Linked DNA regions of Homo sapiens: region 1 is linked to region 2. Evidence: chromatin contacts called from ENCODE Hi-C or POLR2A ChIA-PET data. All regions are on one chromosome and are shown on one strand. Each heading gives the region's core, a stretch centred on a gene start or an enhancer-like site at or near the end of the contact. The rest is flanking DNA. Distances are from core to core; before and after follow the strand shown.

The links. Hi-C counts contacts between places; a loop is a spot of excess contacts on that map. ChIA-PET counts read pairs that join two places held with the same protein, here RNA polymerase II (POLR2A). Pooled maps may share reads with other maps.
Region 1: a loop to region 2 is called in a map of posterior vena cava, with 21 times the contacts of the local background. The contact joins two enhancer-like sites. A Hi-C loop is called at or near these places in 2 of 168 maps with a recorded cell type or tissue (OCI-LY7 and posterior vena cava) and 1 of 50 pooled maps. POLR2A ChIA-PET finds 5 or more read pairs at or near these places in 4 of 52 experiments (AG04450, BJ, Panc1 and 1 more).

Annotation. Positions count from the first base shown.
Region 1 is chr5:39,759,264-39,763,599 of GRCh38, reverse strand. No RefSeq gene overlaps it. Among named protein-coding and RNA genes, the nearest start is that of LINC02104, 240 kb to the right of the region's middle. Within about 2 kb of position 2,524, at least 5 of the 41 ENCODE cell types and tissues checked have a DNase peak (open chromatin) inside an H3K27ac peak, as active enhancers do.
Region 2 is chr5:39,710,960-39,715,211 of GRCh38, reverse strand. No RefSeq gene overlaps it. Among named protein-coding and RNA genes, the nearest start is that of LINC02104, 190 kb to the right of the region's middle. Within about 2 kb of position 1,416, at least 3 of the 41 ENCODE cell types and tissues checked have a DNase peak (open chromatin) inside an H3K27ac peak, as active enhancers do.

The DNA.
Region 1 (4,336 bases), core at 1,275-3,774, 47 kb before region 2:
GAGTACACATGGTCACAAAGAAGGGAACAACAGACATTGGAGCCTACTTGAGAGTGAAGAGTGGGATGAGGGCGAGGATTGAAAATCTATTCATACCTATTAGGTACTATGCTGATTAGCTGAATGATGAAATAATCTGTGTACCAAACCCTGACAACATACAATTTATGTATGTAATGAACCTCCATATCTACCCCTGAACCTAAAATGAAAGTTAAAGAAAGACCACAATATTATAAAATCAATGCTATACAGCTGGAATATACATCCTACGTATTTTTGTCATCCTTCCTTTCTGCCTTCCTGTTAGTCTATCTCTTCCTATATACTAATTCTCAGAAAATACTTATAAAGATGTGCACAAATGCTAATACTAGTTATTTTATTGTAGTGGCATTTGAGGTCATTTTTCACATCTTTTTTTGTAATTTCTTGGAATTGTTTGAATTTTGTTTGAAGAACTTCTATTTTTAAAATAAAAATAATGAAACCATTCTTTACAAGGAAAACAAAGATACTATCTTACTATATGTCAGAAGACTTTCAGGACTGTGACCACATTTTAAAAGAAAATATTAAACTATGCAACAGATAGCATCCTTGCAATGAAAGAGTCGTTTTCTCGATTTTCTCAAAAAACAAAAGCTATCTGTGACTAAAAATAACACTTAATTGGACATTGTTTATGTTTCTGAGATGGTAAATTAAGCTCTTCTAACTAGTCTTTTCACTTACAAAATTGGGATTGTGGGTATGGAGATTTCCTAAACATTTGCTTTTGAGCAGAAACATGTACGCATGGATTTTAGAAAGAGCTGAGAGATCAACAAGCCTCATTTTAGAGATGGGCAAATTAAGGCTTAGAGAAGCTAACTGACGTTTAACAAAAGACTCATGACTGAGTTAACTGAATAGCCGAATGCTATGGTCTGAATGTTTGTATCCTGCCCAAATTTGTGTGATGAAATTATATCCCCCAAGGTGATGGTAGTGAGAGGTGGGGTGTTTGGGAGGTGATTGGATCATGTGGGTGGAGCCTCATCATCAACATTAGTGTCCTTATAAAAGAGGCCCCAGAGAGTTTCCTTGTCCTTCCACCCTGTGACGACAAGACTCCATCTAGGCCAGGCGCGGTACCCCACGCCTGTAATCCCAGTACTTTGGGAGGCTAAGGTAGATGGATCACCTGAGCTCAGGCATTAGAGACCATCCTGACCAATATGGTGAAATCTTGTCTCTACCAAAAATAGCTGGGTGTGGTGGTGCATGCCTGTAATCCTAGCTACTTGGAAAGGTGAGGCAGGAGAATTGCTTGCACCCGGGAGGCAGAGGTTGCAGTGAGCTGAGATTATACCACTGCACTCCAGCCTGGGCGACAGAGTGAGATTCTGTCTCCAAAAAATAAAAAGAATCCATCTAGATGGAACAGGCCCTCAGCAGAGGCAGAATCTTCTAGCATCTTGATTTTGGACTCCCCAGCTTCCAGAACTGAGAGAAATAAATGCCTGTTGTTTATAAGTCAGCTAGTTTATGGTGTTTTTGTTATAGCAGTAAATGGACTAAGACACCAAACTAAGACCTATCTTCTGAAGTTAGCCGAGTTCAGCCACACTGCTGCATTGCATATTTGATTTTGTTTTTCTTTTTAGACAGAGTCTTGCTTTGTTGCCCAGGCTGGAGTGCAGTGGCATGATCTTGGCTTACTGCAACCTCCGCTTCCTGGTTCAAGTGATTCTTCTGCCTCGGCCTCCCGAGTAGCTGGGATTACAGGCGTTCACTACCACACCCAGTTAATTTTTTTGTAGAGATGGGGTTTCACCATGTTGGCCAGGCTGGTCTCAAACTTCTGGCCTCGGGTGATTTGCCTCGGCCTCCCAAAGTGCTGGTATTACAGGCATGAGTCACTTGCACCCGGCCCATATTTGATTTTTTTAATATCATAAAGATGAATGATTCATATAAATTCATATAATTTATAGTAATCACAAAATACTATGTTATCTGTATATATTAAAATCATTGATCCTTTGTTCTTTTTTGTTACCTTTAATTAAACCAAGGCTTTTAAAGATCTTAAAACATAAGTTTATATAAAAGAAACTATCTATTCACTACAATGTCAACAGGATTAATATGGCCTTGCTGACATAGTGAGTCATTTCTTTTTTTGTTGTTTTTTGCTTATTTGTGTTTATAAATCTTGTGTTATTACATTCATTATTTTGGAACAGGAGTGGAAAGATTACAACTCGAAAAATCAGAACGTAGGAATTTTAATCCTCAGCTTCATTAAAGAGGTTTCTTTTTCCAGACGGGATAAATGAGAACATCCTTTCTTTACAAAAGCCATCAGAAATCTGAAAAATAATTTTAAAAAAATTTTGCAAATATTGGTCAGTGCACAAAGGATCCTGGGTCCAGCAGGAGAGGAAATGGATCATTGTGTTTGGGTACATGAACTCACGAGCCCAAGTCATGGCTCAAGGCCTCCCATGTAGCAGCTTGAGCTGCTGTCACCAATTCACTTTTTTCCAGTATGAGCAGGGGAATATTCATCTGTTTCTGTGGTGATGGAGGCTTTCACAACATCCTCTGGCCAAAGAAATGTAACCACAGCCATAATGATTTCAGACTCAAACTATTTCAACAGCAGCAACAGGGAAAACAAAACATCAGCCAATTCCCAAATAAACTCATGTGAATGCTTCATATTAGCTAATTATCAAGGGGGTTTTATGGGAAACCATATCAAGAATGCTGTGGAGCTTCTTAGGATGCTGTTTTTTCTTGCTTGCATCTGAAGAAGAAATGGAATGCCAGGGCAACAGAACTAATGTATCAGGGAAGGGGTGAAAATTTAAGGAATCTAAAGCGTCTCTCTCTTTGGTTTTGTTGAATCTCGTGATTCTTAAGTCATCTGACCTCTATACATCTGAGTTCTCTCCCACTTCCTTCTGTTTACCTCTATCCAGCCCCCCTCCCCACTCCAAACTGGAAAAAGGGATAAAATGCTAGATAAATATTTCTCGAATTGTTTTCTTCTGTGGCATTCATAGCAGATGACTTTTCCATGTGTAACACTTTCCCATGAGCATATCCATATTTCGACAAAAAAGAAAGTTCTGATGGGAAATAAAGCAAATAGTGCTACAGGCAAAGAAAGGCACAGATGAAATACACCAGTTATGTTGAATTCCCAGTGTGTTAGCTATAACTTCTGTACCCTTCTTTCCTACTAAAGAATATATAGAGGCATGCAAGTGACTAGGAAGAGTGTTATCATGAGTATAAATTTGATTCCACACTAAGTTATATGTCAATAAATTAAGGCTAATTTTTAAGATACAATGAGATTTTACAAACCAATAAGAAAAACCTTTTTTTTTTTTTTTTGGAGACAGTCTCGAAACTAATAGTTCTTGTAAAAGGAACAGAAAGACAAGATATTTTATAAAAATAGAACTATACATGTCTAAAAAAACATTTTAAAGTCCTCAAAATAACTTACCACTTAAGAAATCTAAACTACTGGAGGAACAATTTGTTAAAAACTTTTAATATCTAGTAATATACATAGTTGTCTAGGGCATGAATAAACAAAAACTCCCACATGAAAAATGTAACTGACTCAGCCTTTGGAAAGATTTTGACACTATATATCAAAATTTTTAATGTATGTTTCCTTTGATCTGACAATTCCCTTTTCTAAGATTTCATCACAAAACTACATTGACTGAATTGCTTGAATTACATCATATTTTTAGCAAGAGTGCAAATAGCTGTAGCCCAATGAAAGGAGAATCAAAACTCAGCTCAGCAAACCTAGATTTAAATTTCAGCTGCATCTTACTAGCATCAATTTAAACAGAATTTTTGGAGTATACATTAACTAGAGAATTTAATTATACCTAAATCTTTTTGAGATATATTTTAAATATAATACAAAAACATGACACCACATAACATGTTTTTCTACTTGATCCTCAACAAAAAACCACTAGTCTCACTTTGCAGAAACTTAACTGAAATAAATGGCTTAAGATTAGAAATACGGCAACTGTGTTTATCTTTGCAAATGAATATTGGAGAGTTATGATAAAAATAGCAGGAAGGAAGACTGCTAGGAGAATGTATATGACTTGAAAATGAATAGCCCTAAGAATGCTGTTTCTCCAAGCATATCTCACTGTCAGAAGGCTAAATTAATACTGAAAGGGGATTTATGCATTTCTTTGCCACTCTGTAAATTATAAAACTGTCTTTGATTAGATTGTCCAAAGGGAAGACATCTCTCTGAGTGACATCAGCCAACTAACTAGTTGTTTAACATGGCTCC
Region 2 (4,252 bases), core at 167-2,666:
CCTTAAACACAGCCTTAGCTGCATTCCATATGTTTTAAAATATATGTGAATAACCTTTTCTTTATTGGAAACCCCTTTCAGTGGTTCAAATATCCTGCAAGTAGATATATAGTTAATAATTGCCTACTACGAGTGAAGCACAAGGTCCAAGATTGAATAATTTTAAATGATATTTTGGAAGAATATGGAGAGGAGATATTAGAGAGGAGTATAAAAGAGCTAACTTTTCATCTTATTTACTAGGAAGACAACAGATGACATTTAAGACAAAAAATAAGGAAATATTAGGATAAACATGATATTTTCAAATACATAGGTAAATACCAGAAAATAAGAAACTTTTAAAAAGCTAAAATTGACTAGCCCAGGTAAACAGAAATAGTGAGTACCAAAAAGTGAGTCAGAGGGCTTTTTTTCCTACTGCATAACTCTAATTTTTTAGTTCCATACATGTAGTTGTTTGACAATAAACATCATTTTTATTTAATTTATTAAAAAGACTTTTAAAGAAGATAGAATTTTGTGAAAGATTTGATATTTTCCTTGAAGAACACAATGTTTTAAGCCTAAAATATAGCTAAAATACATTTATGCCACAACATTTCCTTAAGGAAATTGTGTTTCTCAGAAAACACTGAAATGTCTAATTTCTTCTCACACCTGATTTGTTAACGACTAGTTGCAATATAACATTATACTCAAATTCTAAGTTGTCCAAACAAGCACAAGTCTGAAGTCTAAAATTAGCTACTATCTATTGGATTGTGGCCCAGGTAAATTCGTTTGTTCAGTGAAGCAAAAATACTATACATGTGGAATAGTTTAAATATTATTTTTTAAATGTATTATTATTCTTGTATGTATTTGGCTTATGTTTCAAAAGGAAATAAAGCATAGAAAAATGCACAGTTCACTACTGCCCTCTGCTGCATGGAAAGGTGAAGAGAAAAGTGCTAAGAGAAGACCTGCTACCTGGCCTGCAGTGATCTGATTTGGGAATTCAAGCCATGTCATGTCTTCTAGTAAAATGACTCCACCAGCCATTCTCTCTGTAAAATATGCTGACTGAGAGTCCTTGCAAAATGGACCTTGGATTAAACTGCTAGTATTTTTAGAACACCTTCAGATTTTGAGAGAAAAGAGAGTCATTTAAGAAAATAATTCATCAGACAAGATGTTCATGAAGCAGCTACTATTTCAGAGACAGCTCGGGAAGAAAAGTATCTTATTACTACTAGGTCAGTATGGCCAGTCAATGATAAAATCCTATTGTTATAAACTGACATAAGCCAATTTGATCCTTTAGAAGCTATGAAGTCTTTTTTCAGTATGTGTTAAAAGACTCCAGCTATGGGAAGGGAAGACTACATCCCTCTCATTAACAGGCAGCCTGCTGCAATAGGAGCAAATCTTTAACCGTTTTCTGCCAAACATAATGTTTATTGGCAAACAGGAAGAAGAAGTTATCCAACCTAGTCATGCAAGCTGGGAGGTTTCTCTGTCCTCAGGCACTCCCACAAGCAAATGTCAATGCCAATCTTTCAGCAGAATTGGCCAACTCTCTTGTGAGGCCACAAAATGACTCCTCTGTGAAATAAAGTAGGATAGTGGTGGGGGGAGTGGGAGGCAGAACCAAATATAGCATCTACTCTGAAAGACAAAAATATTTTCTTACATTGACAAAGTAATATTATCTTACATAATAAAACTAAAAATTATTTCTGAGTGTTATCTCACTCCTGATTCTTTTAAAATCCTTTGCAACATTTAAACTGTGTCCCTTAATGCCTTTCTGGTGATGACGTCACTTGCTGGATGGTCTTCTACCAGCAGGGATTTCCCACATTGGTTGGGAATATATTCTTGGGTCCTTTATTTTGAGGCTGATGAAATGATCTCATTTTTTTTGTCAGGTAAGGTGACAAATTTCTCTGTGATAGGAGTGGGGATACTGGACAAAACAGAGCTTTGGTTTTGAGCACTTTTTCAGATATCTGTTGGTCATTTGCATGTGACCTTTAAAAAAAGGTTTATTCAGGCCCTTCACCCACATTTTTATTTAGGTGCTTGTGTTTGTTCGCATGTTTTTCTATTGATTTTCGTGACTTCCTTACGTATTTCGGCTATTAGTCATGTATTGTATATATGGTTTGTAAATATTTTCTTCCATCCTGTAGGTTGCCTTTTCATTTTGTTGTTTGTTTCCTGTGCTGTGCAAACACTTTGTAGTTTGATGTAGACCCACTTGTTTATATTTGTTTTTCATTACCTATGCTTTGAGGGTCATATTCATAAAATCATTGTCAAGACTAATGTCATGAAGCTTTTCTTGTGTTTTCCTCTAGGATATTTACGACTTCAGATATTATGTATGTATAAGGCTATTTTGAGTTGAACTTTGTGTATTGTGTAAGATAAGAATCCAATTTTATTCTCTTGCATATGGTTATCTGGTTTTCCAAGCACCATTTACTGAAGAGACTATGCTTTCCCCTTGTGTATCCTTAGTACTTTTGTACCCATGCATGGCTTTATTTCTGAACTCTCCATTCTATTCTGTTGGTTTATGTGTTGGTTTTTGTGACAGTAACATACAGTTTTGATTACTGTAGCTTTATAATGTATGAAAAAGTGCTGTGCTCAACATCATTAATCATCAGGAAAATGCAAATCAAAACCACAATGAGGCATCACCTCACACTTCTTAGGATGGCTATTATCAAAAAGCCAAATGACAAGTGTTGGCAAGAATGTGGAGAAAAGAAACCCTTATACTGTTGATAGGATTCTAAATTGCTATAGCTATTATAAAAAAGAGTATACAGGTTCCTCAAAAAATTAAAAATAGAGCTACAATATGATCCAGCAATCCCACCTCACTGCTGAGTATGTATCCAAAGGAATTAAAAACAGTTCTTGAAAATATATCTTCACTTCTATTTTCACTGCAGTTTATTCACAATAGCCAAAAGGGAAACAACTTGTGTCCATTGATGAATGAATGGATAAAGAAAAAATGGTGTGTGTGTATTTATATTTATGTTTATATACAATGAAATATTATTCAACCTTAAAAGAGAAGGAAATCCTGCCATGGATGAACTTAGAGGACATTATCCTAAGTGAAATAAGCCAGACACTGCAAGACAAATACCACATGATCTCACTTACATGTGGAATCTGAAGAGAAACTCATAGAAACAGAGACTGGAGATGGTTGCCAAGGGCTGGGGGATTAGGGAAAGGGGGGATTGGTCAAAGAGTACAAGCTTTCAGTATAAGATGAATAAATTCTGGAGATCAAATGTACAGCATGGTAACTATAGTTAATAATAATAATAATAATAATAATAATAATAATATTAGTCTGGTGCAGAAGTAATTGCAGTTTGCCATTACTTTCAGTGGCAACATTAGATACTTGAAATTTGGTAAAAATAGATCTTAAAGGTTCTCAGCACTACAAACAAAAAAATATAACTCTGTGGAGTGATGAATATGTTAGCTTGATTGTGGTAATCACTTTACAGTGTGTATGTATATTAAAATATCACCTTGTACACTTTAAATTTATACAATTTTTATTTCTCAATTATATTTCAATAAAGCTGAGATAAAACCACAACAAAACAAACAGAGCTCTGGGAATTACAGATTCTACTATCCTGGATTCTTACATTTTATTCCTGCAATGTGATGGTCCAAAGTGGCTGAGGACAGAGATCAGTGACTTCCTTGAGTTTACAAAAAATAAGATGTATTATGGTTTTGTGTCTCCTTTCCAATAATTATTTGATATTTGACAGATACGGGTTTCGACTTGCTTTTACTACAGCGTCCCTCTGGTAAAGTGTCTATGAAGAAGCTTCTAAAAGCTGGAGGGATTGATACCTGTTCCCTCCAAAAGAAAAACCCTGATGACTTATAATGGTTGTCCTTGCTTAAAAGGACAAATGCATTATTATTATTAATAGATGATGTGAGTGATTTCAAAAGATATTGGAGCTATTGTGAACAATAACAGCAAACTTGGAATATTCTTGTAAGATAACCAGAAGGTAAAGTACAACTACAAAGCAATACATCAAAAACAATATATCTAACTATGCTAATATTAAAAGATGAGTCAAAATCAGAGAATAATGGAATTGATCAGAGAAAATTAGCTAGAGATGAGTGTTTGGTCAGATCTTAAAGGAAGGAAGAAATATGATTGACTCGACAGAATCAGATTGCAAGAACAATCTCTAAT